Linked DNA regions of Homo sapiens: region 1 is linked to region 2. A link is an interaction called in ENCODE POLR2A ChIA-PET data of the cell type or tissue named here. Cell type or tissue: A673. All regions are shown on one strand. Each heading gives the region's core, and the rest is flanking DNA. Links, peaks and the distances in the headings are about the cores only.

Region 1 (8,345 bases), core at 107-8,106, 900 kb before region 2:
ATGAAAAAGAGAGAGAAAGGGAGGGAGAAACCCTTTATTAAGCACCTAATGAGTGGTAAGTGACCTCACAAGCCTGTGAGGAGGAATGCGGCTTCCCATCTGTATGGATAAGATTGAGTATGGGAGTCAAGAGGGTTACTGATAGAGACAAGACCAGGACCGCAGGTTTCTGGCCCCAGTGTTCACACCTCTGCAACTTAGCATCACAGAGCTACAGAAATGAAACTCCCCCAAAGAGGCTGCTTCCAAAACCAGTGACTTGCCCAAAGGCCACAATAAAAAAGAGCCCACATATCTGTACACCTGGGACACTGAAAATGCATGATATGCAACCACACGTCACCAGGTGAATGAGTCCTGCAGATGATGGGGCTGGCCCATATCAGCTCACAAGACTTGATCACGAAATAGTCTGGAATTTAAATCATTGGTAGCTTGACATCAGCCATGGTGGAGGTGTTGACATTGGTAAATGTTAAAACTGAGATCTTGTTTTGTTTTTTGATTTTTTGGTTGGTTTTGCTTTTTGTCTTCTGAGAACCAATTGACCAGAACGCCACTGGATGGCTTTTACAAATGCTGAGCAAAAGCAGCCAGATACAAAAGAGGACACTATGCATGACCCATATGAGGAGATCAAGGACAGCAAAGCTGAGCTATGGTGATGGAAGCCATGGGTATGGCAGGGCATCCGGGGAACCGGCTGTGTTCTGAGTCTTGATCTTGGTGGTGGTTTCATGGGCATGGTCAGTGTGTGAAAATAGTGCTGCAATGAACATACATGTGCATGTATCTTTATAATAGAATGATTTATATTCCTTTGTGCTTCACATTTACGATGGAATGTTTTTCATAGACACAGCCTCATAACATTTCTATTCATATTGGTAGTGGAGAAGAAAATGGGGACCCTCTATTCCCTTTTAAGAGAAAAAAGATCATTGATTGAACCTTTAAAAGAGATCAAATGAGGTCATACACGGGACTCGAATACTTCAGGATCAGGAGTTGGTGGCTCCATCCAGCTCCGCAAACTTGGGCAAGTTCTAATCACTCTGGCCTTCAGTTTCTTCCTGTGTTAAGTGGAGATAAAAACTTCTACTTCTGGCCAGGCATGGTGGCTCATGCCTGTAATCCCAGCACTTTGGGAGGCCGAGGTGGGCGGATCACCTGAGGTCGGAAGTTCAAGACCAGCCTGACCAACATGGAGAAACCCCATCTCTACTAAAAACACAAAATTAGCCGGGTGTGGTGGTGCATGCCTGTAATCCCAGCTATTCGGGAGGCTGAGGCAGGAGAATTGCTTGAACCCAGGAGGCAGAGGTTGCGGTGAGCCAAGATCGCAACATTGCACTCTAGCCTGGGCAGCAAAAATGAAACTCTGTCTCAAAAAAAAAAAAAAAAACTTCTACTTCTAGTGTTGTTGAGGAGATTAAATATGTGTCACATTGCCTAAAATACTACAAATGTTCAATAGATTGGCTATGATGATTATTAATCAGCCCCACAGGTGGATAGGAGAAGGGAAAGAGAAGAAGAATGCATATTTGAGAATACAGCCAGTGAAGGCAAGAACACAGTTCCTGCCCAATATTGTGGCCTTTGTGCATGGCTCTGTTCTCTCCCCGTGGCTGGCTGAGCTCCCTCCTAACTCTGAAAATATTGAATCTGCAGTGGTTTAGAGTAGTCCTGGGTCAAATGACCCCAACTTGGAGCAAGTTTGATTCTGGGGCACATCTGGGGACATGATCCAATCTAGATTCACATGGATGATACATTTTCCCAGCTAAGCCCATAGCAGGTTCACAGTTCAGCTCTGAAGGAATCATACCAATCGTGGAGTGGCTGAAAATTCTGACAAAGGCTTATAGAAGTGCCTTGCACTGAGAAAGATCCTCACAGAAAACATAAATAATGAAAATTGCAAAGCTTCCATTTCTCTGAGTGGATTGTGTTAGAATCGAGTGTTTCACACTTTGATCCCAACATGATTTCCACCCAGTCTATTAGTAAATATGAATCATAGATCCTCAGGCCTAAAAGGGACCCAGGAAATTGTCTCATCCAATTGCCCACTGGAAGCTCAAATTCTCAAATTTCACTAGCTCAGTGGTTGACTGGCCAGCACATCCAACACATTGGACAACACGTTCCAGGAACAGGGAGCTCACTCCTTCATAGGCAGCCATGGCATCCATGCATAGCTGTGTGGAAACATTCCTGTGGCAAAGACAAATCAGCCTGGCCGTGGCTCCCCAGTGGGCCTGGGCCTATGCCTTGGGGTCACCCAATGACATGAGAAAGACACCTCTTCCATGAAACATTCCCCATCATCTGTGCAAACACCTTCCACCTGCCCCGCCCTCCCATTTCCTAGGCTCAGCCACGCCTTCGGAGGGTAGCACCTTTGTTTCTTCCACATGTCACAGTTTCCCATTTCTTCATCTTCCTAGTCTTGCCTTTGCATTTTAAACTATTGCAGAGGTACCAAAACAAGGCCTTTTCCCTTCAAAGCCAACTTTTTCTTTAAAAAAAAAAATGTTTTCCGCAGTTCATGGCATCCAGATCTTTTGCAATCTGTCTCTGCCTATTCTTCCAGCCTTGTCTTCTGATGCTGCCCCACACCCACTCTCCTTCAGCAGTAATGGATCTTCCTCCATGACTCTGCATGCTGCTCCCTGCACCCCATCATCGCCCCCACAATTTCAGCTCAGATGCTGCTTCTCACCTCACTACAAGGCCCATACCAAGTCTATCTGTGCCTCACTATCCTCCCCTGCAGGTTGCTTCTCCCTCCATGGTGTCTCCAGGAGTCTCTTCCCTACTATACCACCGCCCCAGGATCATTTCTTTGTATTTCTCTCTCCTACCAGACACTGAATGCTTGGATCAGAAACCAAGCATTGTGTCTCATCTTCCAGCACCTTCCAGCCTTCTCACACCTGTTACACCTACCATTTATTTATTTATTTATGTTCAGAAACAGGTCTCACTGTGTTACCCAGGCTGGACTGCAGTGGCTATTCACAGGCACAATCATGCACCTACTATTTTTTTAATCAACTTTTATTTTAAGTTCCAGGGTTCATGTGCGGGATTTGCAGATTTGTTACACAGATAAACATGTGCCATGGTAGTTTGCTGCACAGATCAACCCATCAGGTAGGTATTAAGCCCATCATCCATTAGCTATTCTTCCTGATGCTCTCCCCCCAGTGCACCTTCTGACAGGCCTCAGTGTGTGTTGTTCCCCAACATGTGACCATGTATTCTCATTGTTTAGCTCTCACTTATAAGTGAGAACATGCGGTGTTTGGTTTTCTGTTCCTGCATTAGTTTGCAGAGGATAACGGCTTCCAGCTCCATCCATGTCCCTGCAGAGGATATGATCTCATTCCTTTTTATGGCTGCACAGTATTCCATGGTGTACATGTACCACATTTTCTTTATCCAGTCTAGTGTTGATGGGCATTTGGGTTGATTCCATAACTTTGCTATTGTGAATAGTGCTGCAATTAACATACATGTGCATGTATCTTTATAACAGAATGATTTATATTCCTTTGGGTATATGCCCAATAATGGGATTGCTGGATGTTGCTGGATCAAATGGTATTTCTGCTTCTAGATCTCTGAGGAATTGCCACACTGTCTTAAACAATGAACTAAATTACTCTCTCACCAACAGTGTAGAAGCGTTCCTTTTTCTCCACAGCCTTGCCAGCATCTGTTGTTTCTTGACCTTTCAATAATTGCCATTCTGACTGGCATGAGATGGTATCTCATTGTGGTTTTGATTTGCATTTCTCTAATGATCAGTGATGTAGAGCTTTTTGTCATATGTTTGTTGGCTGCATGAATGTCTTCTTTTGAGAAGTGTCTGTTCATGTCCTTTGCCTACTTTTTAATGGGGGCAACTACTGTTTTTAAGAAATTATTTTTCCTGCTCCAATAACCCAAGTCTGCCAAATATGGGTTTGCCACGAATTAGCTGGTTGTGTTTCTTTAAGAACTGTCAAGAGCCCATTTCCTGATATAAATCACAGTTTGTGTGGAAATAGTAGCTATGAGTTTGTGTGGAAATACTAGCTATGTTAAGCAACATGTTCAGATGCTAATCTCACATCAGTGCATTTCTCAACATGGACTTCTAAGAAGAAAGCTTCAGTGAGGGTTCCAATTACAAGATTTGCTCACAGAAGCAAGTCACAGTTGTAAAAATCAGCACATTTGGTACATGGTATATAGAACACAGTCCCTTTGACGAAGCTTTTCTTGTCTTTGGATCTTGATTGTGTTTTCAAAATTATAATCCATCAGGCCAGAATCTATTACAAGTTAGTAAAAATGAGCATGATTCTTTTTTTTTTTTTTTTTTTGAGACGGCGTCTCGCTTTGTTCCCCAGGCTGGAGTGCAGTGGCGCCATCTCAGCTCACTGCAAGCTCTGCCTTCCGGGTTCACTCTATTCTCCTGCTTCAGCCTCCTGAGTAGCTGGGACTACAGGCGCCCGCCACCACACCCGGCTAATTTTTTGTATTTTTAGTACAGATGGGGTTTCACCGTGTTAGCCACGATGGTCTCGACCTCCTGACCTCGTGATCTGCCTGCCTCAGCCTTCCAAAGTGCTGGGATTACACAGCATGTTTCTTATAATTAAAAATGTGATGCCAGAATTTGAGCTTATGAGATGAAGGAGATGTACTTTTCCCTATTCCTCCTGGTAAGTACAACTAAAAACCCTGGACATTATATGTAAAATCAATAACTAGGTAAGAAGATTCTGAGAGGTGGAGAGAAGGCAGACAGGAGGCTAGGAACCTCAACACACAAGTAACAAAATGATAAGGAGTTCCAAGTTAATGTTTTGCCTCACATATGCCAGAGTTGGAACTGAACAAGCCAGCAAACTGGAAACACCAGTGGGCACAGACAAAAATCGCCCTGACAAAAGCCTGCTCCCCACAGCCAAAGGGCCAGCAAAAGTCAGCCTAGCAAGACAGAAAACTTTCAGGCAATAACCATCCTACTCCAGCCAAACACCCAAGAAAAACTGTGGCTCAGCCACTACCCACACCAGCCAAGGTCAAGTGGGAGCCTAGCCTTGCAGGAATGTGCCCCAATCACCTGTCAGGTGGTGTCAGAGAAAGTTGAATAGGGAGCCAGGACTTCTATCCCCACCAAGCAGTAACAAGCATCTCCCATCACTACATGGTGCCTTTAAAGATCACCTGGTCAGTCTGGATTTTTACCCCTAACTCAGAGTTATAAGGCCTCCCGCTCTCTGCTAGTGTAGTCTCAAAGGAGAGTGGAGAACCAGGATTTCACCACAGCCCAGTGTAAGAAGGCCCACACCCCATATCAGTGGTGTCAGTTGAGGCTGCATGGGGAGCAGAAATGAGTCACTCATATCTTTTTCAGCTAGGGAGGTATCAGTAGATACCAACACTGAGAGAAATGAGATGTTAGATTATCTGACAAAGATTCTAAAGTAGCTGTCATAAAAATGCTTCAATGAACAATTATAAGCACACGAGAAACCAATAAAAAATTGAAATTCTCAGCAAATAAATTGAAACTCTCAGCAAAGAACAAGAAGATATACAAAGAAAAGAGCCAAACTGAAATTTTAGAAGTGAAAAATACAATAATTAAAATAACAGGCTCAGTGGGTGGGCTTAGCAGCAGAATGGAGGGGACAGGGAAGAATCAGTGAGCTGGAACATAGAACAATAGAAATTACTCAGTCTGACCAACAGAAAGAAAGTAGACTGAAAAAGAATGATAAACAGAGCCATAGGGATTTGTGAGACTGTAACAAAAGATACATCTTTTGTATTATCAGAGTTCTTGAAGGAGAGGAGAAAGGGCACAGGGCTGACAAACTGGTAAAGGAAATAATGACTAAAACCTTCCAAATTTGGTAACACCTAAAGATTCAGCAAGCTGAGAAAACCAAAAACAGGGTCAAACCAAATAAATCTATGCAAAAATCTATCATAATCAAACTTCTGAAAATTAAAACAAAGGAAAAAACCTAAAACAGCAAGAGAGAAATGACACCTTACCTATAGATAAAAACCAATTCAGATAACAGCATATTTCTCATCAGAAACCATGGACTCTAGAAGGAAATGGCATATTTTTCAAGTGTTGAAAGAAAATAACTGTCCACCCAGAATCCTATATCTAACAAAAATATCAGAAATTAAGGGGAAATTAAGGCATTCTCAAATGAAACAAAACTAAGAGAATTTGTAGCAAACAGACCTATAATAAAAGAAAGGATAAAAGAAGTTCTATAAATACAAAAGAAATGACAAAAGAAGAAAATCAGACCTTTGAAAATCAGAAAGGAAGGAAGAAAACAGCAAACAAAAATGTCGATAAATACAATACACTTTCTGTATTAGTCTGTTTTCATACTGCTATAAAGTCATACCTGAGACTGGATAATTTATAATTAAAAGAGGTTTAATTGACTCACAGTTCCACATGGCTGGGGAGGCCTCAGGACACTTTCAATCATGGCAGAAGGCAGAAGGGGAACAAGCACGTCTTACCACAGCAAAGCAGGAGCAAAAGAGAGCACGCAAAAAAGCCACACACTTTTAAACCATCAGATCTCATGAGAACTCACTCACTATCATGAGAAGAGCTCGGGGGAAAATGCCCCATGATCCAATTACCTCTCACCAGGTCCCTCCCTCAATACATGGGGATTACAATTTGAGATAAGATTTGGGTGAGAACGCATAACCAAATCATATCACTTTCCTTGTCTTAAGTTTTCTAAATTATGTTTGAAATTTGAAGTAAAAAATTATGGCACCCTCTGATATAGTTCTAATTATGTAATAGAAATATTTAAAACAATTATATTATAAATGAGGATAGTAAGGGGTCATAAAGGCAAATAAGATTTCTACACTTCACTAAAATTGGCAAAATTATGACACCTGTAGACTGTGATAAATTATGAATCTATAATGTAATACCTACAGCAACTAAAACGCCATGCAAAGAGGAACTGATATGGTTTGACTGTGTGCCCACCCAAATCTCATCTTGAATTGCAGTTGCCATAATTCCCATGTGTTGTGGGAGGTAACTGAATCATGGGGACAGGTCTTTCCTGTACTGTTCTCATGATAGTGAATAAGTCTCATTAATCTTATGGCTTTATAAAGGTGAGCTCCCCTACACAAGTTTTCTCTTGCCTGCTGCCATATAAGATGTGACTTTGCTCCTTATTCACCATACGCCATGATTATGAGGCCTCCCCAGCCATGTGGAACTGTGAGTCAATTAATTCTCTTTCCTTTATAAATTACCCAGTCTCAGGTATGTCTTTATTAGGAGCATGACAACAGACTAATACAGGGACATTCAAAAATGCCATAGATAAACCAACACTACATTCTTAAAAATGTTTAAATAACCCATAGGAAAGAAAGGAAAAAAGAGAAAAATGCAAACAAGAACAGAGAAAAAAAGTCAGATTTACGTCATGTCAATAATTACATTAAGTGTAAATGGTTACAATATGACAATTAAAATACAGAGATTGGCAGAGTGGGTTAAAAAAACATGATCCAACTATATAATATCTATAAAAATCAATTTAAAACATAATAGTATAGATAGGTTGAAGGTAAACAAACTGAGATTATATATATAATGTATATCTCAGACAAAGTAGACTTCAGAGCAAAGAAAATTATCAGAGACCCAGAGGGACAGAGGGACATGGTATAATGATAAAAGAAACAATCCACCAAAGATTTAGCAATCATAAATGTGTATGCAACAACAGAGCTGCAAAATAGGCAAAACAAAAACCAACGGAACTGAAAGGAGAAATAGACTAATCCACAATTACTGCTGGAGATTTCAATACCTCCCTCTCAACAATTGATAGAATAACCAGACAGAATATTGGCAAGGGTATAGAAGAATGGAACAATACCGTCAACCAACAGGATCTAATCAACATTTATAGAACAATCCACCCAACAACAGCAGAATATACATTCTTGACAGTTGCCTACAGAGCTTATACCAAGACAGACTCTATTCTGAGCCAAACACACTTCAACAAATTCAAGATAATTGAAATCATACAGTGTATTCTCCAGCCACAATGGAATAAAATTAGACATCAATAAGAAAAATCTCAAAACACTTGGAAACTAAATAACACATTTCTAAATTATCCATAGGTCAAAGATGAAGTCTCAAGAGTTTTTTAAAAAATACATTCAACTGAATGATAATGAAAATACAACATATCAAAAGTCGTGAGACACAGCTAAAGCTGTACTGAGGGGGATATTTATAGCATTAA
Region 2 (8,345 bases), core at 209-8,208:
AAAAGATGCACTGTATAAGTCTCTGATGAGGGATAAAAATCCTTTAAAGTGTATTATTAATCTTGAGCTTTCAGCAAAAAAAAAAAAAAAAAAAAAAATTAGTTTTGATTTGCTTCTGATTCTCAGGTTTTTCTTTATGTTGGAATGTAATACTTCTTTCAATTTTATTTTATCTTATTTTTTTGAGACAGAGTCTTGGTCTGTCACCCAGGCTGAAGTGCAGTGGCGCAATCTCATCTCATTTCAACCTCTGCCTCCCGGGTTTGAGCGATTCTCCTGCCTTAGCCTCCCGACTAGCTGGGATTACAGGCATGTGCCACCACTCAGTGCTAATTTTTTGTATGTTTAGTAGAGATGAGGTTTCACCATGTTGGCTAGGCTGGTTTTGAACTCCTGACCTCAAGTGATCTGCCTCCCTCAGCCTCCCAAAGTGCTGGGATTACGGGCATGAGCCACTGTGTCCAGCCCCCATTTTATATTTTAGTATTTTTTTCTCTCTCTCTTTTTTACCATAAGCATCTGTTAAACTTTTAAATCTTCCTTAATTATAATATTTTAAAGAATATTCTAATTAAAACAGGCTAAGTACGGTGGCTCATGCCTCTAATCCCAGCACTTTGGGAGGCTGAGGCAGGCAGATCACTTCAGCCCAGGAGTTCAAGACCAGCCTGGGCAACATGACAAACCTCTGTCTCCAAAAGTTACAAAAAAAATTAGCAGGGTGTGGTGGTGCATGCTTGTAGTCCCAGCTACTTCGGAAGCCTGAATTGGGAGGATCGCTTGAGCTCGGGGAGGTCAAGGCTGACTGCAGTGAGCCATGATTGGGCCCCTGCACTCCAGCCTGGGCGACAGAGTGAGACCCTGTCTCCTGCTTTTTTTTTGGAGATAGGGTCTCGCTCTGTTTCCCAGGCTGGAGTGCAGTGACATGATCTCGGCTCACTGCAGCCTTGGCTCATGCAACCTCTGCCTCCCACGTTCAAGCGATTCTCCTGCCTCAGCCTCCTGAGTTGCTGGGTTGCTGGGATTACAGGCATGCGCCACCACAGCCAACTAATTTTTTTTTTTTTTTTTTTTAAGTAGAGAGCCAGGGTTTCACCATGTTGGTCTGGCTGGTCTCAAACTCCTGACCTCAAGTGATCCATCTGCCTTGGCCTCCCAATATGCTGGGATTACAGGTGTGAGCCACCTCGCCCAGCCAAGAGTATTTTAATTAAAGCAAAAGTTAAGGATATTCTTGTGTAGAACAGGGATTTTTTTTTTTTAATGTGATGTGTGCTTGTCAATTCAGGTTGAATATGAATGGGAGAAGAAATTTTTATTATAATTAGTTTTTAAATGACTCATCTTAAAAGAACCATTTAAGCCAAAATAGTTTTTAAAGGTTTAAATGTATCAATTAAAATATTTTTCTTTTTAGGAAAAAAGAAAAGGAGATTGAAGTTTGTGGAGGGCCGAGGGCGGAGGATTGACCCTGGCTCCAAGTTCACAAAGGCCTCAGTTCTTTATTAAAGTCATGAGTCAAAACCTGCATCTAGAGCTACGTCTTAGAGTTAGTCACATGGACGACAGTTCCCTGTATCTTTTTCTTTTTCTTTTCTTTTTTTTTTTTTTGAGACAGAATTTTGCTCTTTCACCCAGGCTGGAGTGAAGTGGCACAGTCTTAGCTCACTGCAACCTCTGCCCCCTGTGTTCAAGCGATTCTCCTGCCTCAGCGTCTGGAGTAGCTGGGATTATAGGCACCTGCCACTATGCCTGGCTAATTTTTGTAATTTTAGTAGAGATGGGGTTTTGCCATGTTGGTCAGGCTGCTCTCGAACTCCTGACCTGAGGTTACCCACCCGCCTCGGCCTCCCAAAGTGGTAGGATTATAGGCGTGAGCCACCGCGCCCGGCTGGCCCCTGTATCTTTTTCCTTCCAAATACACAGCTGTGTAGAAGGACAGTTATCTCTGGTACACCAGAGTCATTGTAGCACATTTTATTTACTGAGAGAAATATTTTGCCCCAGCATTCAGTTGGGTGAAAAATCAGGGAAGATCTTTATAAAACAGAAATGGCATAGGTTTTCTGGGATAGTTGTAGATAAGAGGTATTTATTCTTCCTAAATAATAGATATATGGTTATCATAAGGAAATATGATGAAAAATTGTTCATAACAGTAACATTTATTAAAATGCTTCCTAGGTGCCAGGAGTTATGACAAGTTCCTTATGTAATTATCTCACTGAACAATCACTTGTTCAAGATTTTGGTCTGACCTGAGACCTCATGTACTTGTTCATTGTATTTCCAAAATACACTTTCAACTTTTTTATTGTGTCACTAAAATCCTGCCATTTTTCCATTCATTGTTGCTAATAATACTTCTACATTTCAACATTTAGTTTCAACATGTATAGCTCTTAAATCTTGTAATTAGCAATAATTTGCCATTGGAACTAGAACTAGCGACATCGTGAGGTCAACATGTTTTTTTTTTTTTTTTTTTTTGCAAATCCTGCCCTTCACCAAAGGGCAGTCCATTCTTTACATGGCAAAAATACATGGAAATGTTTTACGTGTTATAAACAAACATGGCAGCAGCCCAGCTGTTGGAAGAATCTTCATTTACAGAGGCCACAATGACTCGGCACTCTACTGCTTCTTGAGACATGGGAAAGTGGCTTTTGCCTGGAAGAACACGAGTGGTTGCAGTTTTCTAACAAATGCTTGATAAGTAACATTCTCTTGAGTAACCTAATGGTAATAAGTTGAAAAGAGAGAATTAGGCCGGGCACGATGGCTCGCACCTGTAATCCCAGCACTTTGGGAGGCCGAGGTGGGCGGATCACCTGAGGTCGGGAGTTCGAGACCAGCCTGACCAACATGGAGAAACCCTGTTTCTACTGAAAATACAAAATTAGCTGGGTGCGGTGGCGCATGCCTGTAATCCCAGCTGCTCGGGAGGCTGAAGCAGGAGAATCTCTTGAACCCAGGAGGCGGAGGTTGCCATGAGCCAAGATCATGCCATTGCACTCCAGCCTGGGCAACAAGAGCAAAACTCCGTCTCAAAAAAAAAAAAAAAAAAAAGGAAACAGAGAATTAAAGCTGATAAGCTGATATTTGTATTCATCTCATATAAAATCTTTCAAGCACACCTCATGTCTTCCTTCTCCTTTGACCACCCCGTTCTAATGAGCATTTCCCCTCCTGCCTCATAGGAACTGCCTCCTGAGCGTGGAGCCTGCCATTAGCACCAAGCACCTCCCTTACCAGAGCTTCCAGCTCTTCGGCTTTGACTTCATGGTCGATGAGGAGCTGAAGGTGTGGCTCATTGAGGTCAACGGTGCCCCTGCATGTGCTCAGTAAGCCTGCACGTCATTGTGTTTTTACAAGTGGGAAGTTGGTTCTGCAGTTGGGATAGTCTGTGGGTACAAGTGTAGTCACTTTGACTGCTGTGAGGGAGGATGCCACAGTGATAGGAGACCCTTGGGAGGACTCTATCTGGCAGGGGGCTTTGCTGAGTCACTTCCTTTCCTATTTCCCCGTGTATAGGCCAGATAGGCCCAGTGTGGTAGCTCATGCTTGTAATCCCAGCACTTTGGGAGGCCAAGACAGGTAGACTGTCAGGTAGACTGTCTGAGCCCAGGAGTTCAAGACCAGCCTGGGCAGCCTGGCAAAACCCCATCTCTACAAAAAATACAGAAATTAGTCAGGCATGGTGCTGTGTGCCTATAGTCCCAGCTGCTCGGGAGGCTGAGGTGGGAGGATCACTTGAGCCTGGGAGGTTGAGGCTGCAGTGAGCCATGACTGCACCACTGCATTGCAGCCTGGGCGACAGAGAGACCCTGTCTCAAAAGTAAAAAATGTAAGCAGCTAGCCTGTGCTCAGGTGGGTGGGAGATGCCATGAGAGTGTTAAAGTTCATTACTGCCAGAGAGACCCGTATGACAAGCTGAGTAAGCAGGATCCTATGATGTGGCGACCCAGAAGTTCAGAGCCTCCTGAGGCAGGAAGGAGTCAGAGAAGGCATCTTAGACATGGGGGGTCTGGAGCTGGGGTGCAAGAAAAGAGGGTTCCGCTGCACCAAAGGTTGGTGGGGAGAGTCTTCCAAAAGAGGTGCAGCGTCCTGTGGGCTCTCACCCTGTCCCGGGCTCTGCAGGTCTGGGAGATGCCCAGAGGAACAGAAGCTCCTGAGAACCTGCTCTCCGGAACTTCTGCTTCTCTCGGGAGAAGGCTGGTTGTAGCATGAGCGTCATGGAGTCATTAAGGAGGAAGGAAGGTAAGAGAGGACCTTCTGTGGAAGGCCTTACGTGTCAGGGAAAGTCACTCGGACTCAATTCTCTTGTGCTGAGGGTTCTTCTGAAGATCCTCTTTCATGATGTCAAGACCCTTTCGTGGTTCCCATCTACATCTTGAAGAAATTGAGTGATTTTTCAAAATGTTTAAGAGAAAGTCCCGTACCTGCAAGGGACGATGTCAACACACCAAAGTTGTTCTTTACTTAGAAGCTAGGCCTTTGCCATTGCCTGATGGTTACGACAGGCATGATTGCATGATTCCATCTTGTTCATCAGTCTCTGCAGCCGATAAGTGCTTATCAGGTGCTGCCTACCTGGCCAGGCTCTGTATGAGGCCATGGGTTCACAGTGGGGAGCAAAGAGAGACACAGGCCCTACCTTTCGTGGGGAGAGACTGTGAGCAGACAGATACCAGGCAGATGTCAATTACAAGCGAGGACAAGTGCTTCAATGGAGAACAAAGGATGTTGAAAGGTAACGTAACTGAGCCAAGGGCCCACGATGGGAAGTGATGTTGGAACTGAGATCTGAAGGCCAAACGCAAGTTAGATGGGCTAAGGGCGGAATAAGGCAGGGATCCGCACCTTCCCTCACCAAATCAACAGTGGTGTGCCCAGTCTCACCCACTGTCCTTTCCTATCAGGGGTTTGTCCCTCCATGGTGCTCTAGACCTTTCCCTCCTCCCGCTCCTGTCTTCTCATCTGGCAGTTAACATTGTCACCTTTTTCCCTCTCTGATGCATAATTCTTGTCAGCATATGCAGTCCCAGCAGATTTTCCCAACTATTCAAAAAGATGTCCTCCCCTGATGCCACATCCTGTTCCAATGATCACGCCTTCTCCAGTTCCCTTCACAGCCAAGCTTCTGGAGAGCAGCTTCTGCACAAGCTGTCTTCTATTCCTCTGTTCCCATCCATGTTCCAGTCCATTCCAGGCTGGCTCCCATCCTGATTGCCTCACAGAAACTGTTCTTTGCAGGTCCCCAGCCAAGTCCTTATTGCCACCTCCAGCAGCCTCTTTCTGTCCCCACCCCCTTGGACCTGTCAGCAGCATTCGAGGCAACCGACAGCACTTGCTGAGCTGCTCTCCTGTCATGGCTGGACACGTGGTGCTGGGCAGGCTTGCCTGGTGAGGTGTGGGCAAGCTGGACTCCGTCTTCTTCATCCAGTGCCTCTGGTCTTAGGCCTGGGTGTTTGTCTCCTCTCTGTGTATGTGATCTCATCCAACTTCATGATTTTGAAATTACCAAATTACATCACAGCCCAGAGATGCAGACTAGTATCTGCACCTGCCTTCCCTGCCAGAATGTCTCCCGTCTGCCTCCAGACTTACCCATCTTGGTCGGTCACCACCCCCTGCTCCCCCCAGAGACTAAGCTCGAACCTGACAGTGATCCTGCCTCTGCCTTCCCTTCCCCTCAAGTCCTGCCCATCAGGGCCCTGTGGGTTGTACCTCTAGCCTCCGGAGTCCTTTGCCCTCCATTTGCACTGTCACCCCTGCACAGGGTGTCTTCCACCATAGTGAAGGTTTTGGCATGGAGCCTTCTAACTGGGGTGCACTTCTGCTCTTGCCCCAGTGAAATCCATCCTCCCAGAGCAGCCAGTGTGTAAAGTCGACACCAGACCATGCCATTCTCCAGACTTGCCATTGCACCTAGGACACAAACCAGACTCCTCCCTCCACCTCCAAGGCCGCTGCCTTACCCACCTCTCCAGCTTCATCCCAAGTCACCATTTCCCTTGATTGCTCTTATCTGCAGTGGGCCTTTGTGCTTTCTGTTACCTGTGTGTGGAATCCCCACCACCATTACCACCACCACCACCAGCCTTACCGTGGCTGGCTTCTTCTTTACCAAAACATCTTGAGGAAGCTTTCTCTGAACAGTCCTAGCTCTGATTTTCTCTAGGCAGAGCCTTTGCAGTTTCCTTCATTGCACTAACTGCCATCAGATTAACTCATCAGAAGAAACTGTCTGTGGGTGTGTGTGTGTCTGTGTGTGTGTGTGTGTGTGTGTATCCGCCCCTTCTTCTTTATTTCTACCCTGTCATCCATTCTCTGTCTGCCTTCTATTCATTGGGTCTTGGCTTAGCTGCCACTGGAAAGTCTTCCCCTGTCACTGGGGAGTCTTCCTCTGTCACTGGGGAGTCTTCCTCTGTCACTGGGGAGTCTTCCCGTGTCACTGGGGAGTCTTCTCCAGTGTCCCTTCAATTATGCTGAGTTGGTCCTTTTCCTGGGTAGGGCCTGCCCCTGTCTGTAATGCAAGGTGGCTCTTACATGCTCTTGAAATGCCTGCCTTCCCTGCCAGTTGTGTGCCTTGTTCACCTGCAAGGCCTTCCATAAGTATTTGCTGAGGGAATGCTTTATCTTCGTGCAAAGGCTTCTGAAGCATCTGTATATACAGTGGCAACCAGTTTTTTTTTTTCTTTATTTTTTTGACATTTTGTTATTATTATACTTTAAGTTCTAGGGTACATGTGCACAATGTGTAGGTTTGTTACATATGTATACATGTGCCATGTTGGTGTGCTGTACCCATTAACTCATCATTTACATTAGGTATAACTCCTAATGTTATCCTTCCCCCATCCCCCAACCCCACAACAGGCCCTGGTGTGTGATGTTCCCCATCCTACGTCCAAGTGGTCTCATTGTTCAGTTCCCACCTATGAGTGAGAACATGCAGTGTTTTGTTTTCTATCCCTGTGATAGTTTGCTCAGAATGATGGTTTCCAGCTTCATCCATGTCCCTACAAAGGACATGAACTCGTCCTTTCTTATGGCTGCATAGTATTCCATGGTATATATGTGCCACATTTTCTTAATCCAGTCTATCATTGATGGACATTTGGGTTGGTTCCAAGTCTTTGCTATTGTGAATAGTGCTACAATAAACATACATGTGCATGTGTCTTTATAGCAGCATGATTTATAATCCTTTGGGTATATACCCAGTAATGGGATGGCTGGGTCAAATGGTATTTCTAGTTCTAGATCGTTGAGGAATCGCCACACTGTCTTCTGCAATGGTTGAACTAGTTTACAGCCCCACCAACAGTGTAAAAGTGTTCCTATTTCTCCACATCCTCTCCAGCACCTGTTGCTTCCTGACTTTTTAATGATCACCATTCTAACTGGTGTGAGATGGTATCTCATTGTGGTTTTGATTTGCATTTCTCTGATGGCCAGTGATGAGCATTTTTTCATGTGTCTTTTGGCTGCATAAATGTCTTCTTTTGAGAAGCGTCTGTTCATATCCTTTGCCCACTTTTTGATGGGGTTGTTTGATTTTTTCTTGTAAATTTGTTTAAGTTCTTTGTAGATTCTGGATATCAGCCCTTTGTCAGATGGGTAGATTGTAAAAATTTTCTCCCATTCTGTAGGTTGCCTGTTTGCTGATGGTAGTTTCTTTTGCTGTGCAGAAGCTCTTTAGTTTAATTAGATCCCATTTGTCAATTTTTGCTTTTGTTGCCATTGCTTTTGGTGTTTTAGACATGAAGTCCTTTCCCATGCCTATGTCCTGAATGGTATTGCCTAGGTTTTCTTCTAGGGTTTTTATGGTTTTACATCTAACATTTAAGTCATTAATGCGTCCTGAATTAATTTTTGTATAAGGTGTAAGGAAGGGATCCAGTTTCAGCTTTCTATGTATGGCTAGCCAGTTTTCCCAGCACCATTTATTAAATAGGGAATCCTTTCCTCATTTCTTGTTTTTATCAGGTTTGTCAAACATCAGGTGGTTGTAGATGTGTGACATTATTTCTGAGGGCTCTGTTCTGTTCCATTGGTCTATATCTCTGTTTTGGTACCAGTACCATGCTGTTTTGGTTACTGTAGCCTTGTAGTATAGTTTGAAGTCAGGTAGGGTGATGCCTCCAGCTTTGTTCTTTTGGCTTAGGATTGTCTTGGCAATGCGGGCTCTTTTTTGGTTCCATATGAACTTTAAAGTAGTTTTTTCCAATTCTGTGAAGAAAGTCATTGGTAGCTTGATGGGGATGGCATTGAATCTATAAATTACCTTGGGTAGTATGGCCATTTTCACAACATTGATTCTTCCTATCCATGAGCAT

What was found. Peaks named below come from ENCODE experiments on the same cell type or tissue, not always from the same donor. Only the 100,000 strongest peaks of a DNase experiment are listed, where the experiment ranks them.
Region 1: POLR2A ChIA-PET joins it to region 2 with 5 read pairs; 1 of 35 experiments calls an interaction of 5 or more read pairs at or near these places.

The regions. Positions count from the first base shown.
Region 1 is chr2:111,620,881-111,629,225 of GRCh38, forward strand. No RefSeq gene overlaps it. Among named protein-coding and RNA genes, the nearest start is that of MIR4435-2HG, 130 kb to the left of the region's middle. In A673, for the core only: no CTCF peak of the experiment used is centred there; a DNase peak (open chromatin) is centred at 4,041; H3K27ac peaks cover 1,687 bases.
Region 2 is chr2:112,517,082-112,525,426 of GRCh38, forward strand. It overlaps TTL (tubulin tyrosine ligase), which reads left to right. Exons shown (of 7, transcript NM_153712.5): 6 at 3,201-3,344. Among named protein-coding and RNA genes, the nearest start is that of POLR1B, 21 kb to the right of the region's middle. In A673, for the core only: no CTCF peak of the experiment used is centred there; DNase peaks (open chromatin) are centred at 3,360 and 6,410; H3K27ac peaks cover 3,864 bases.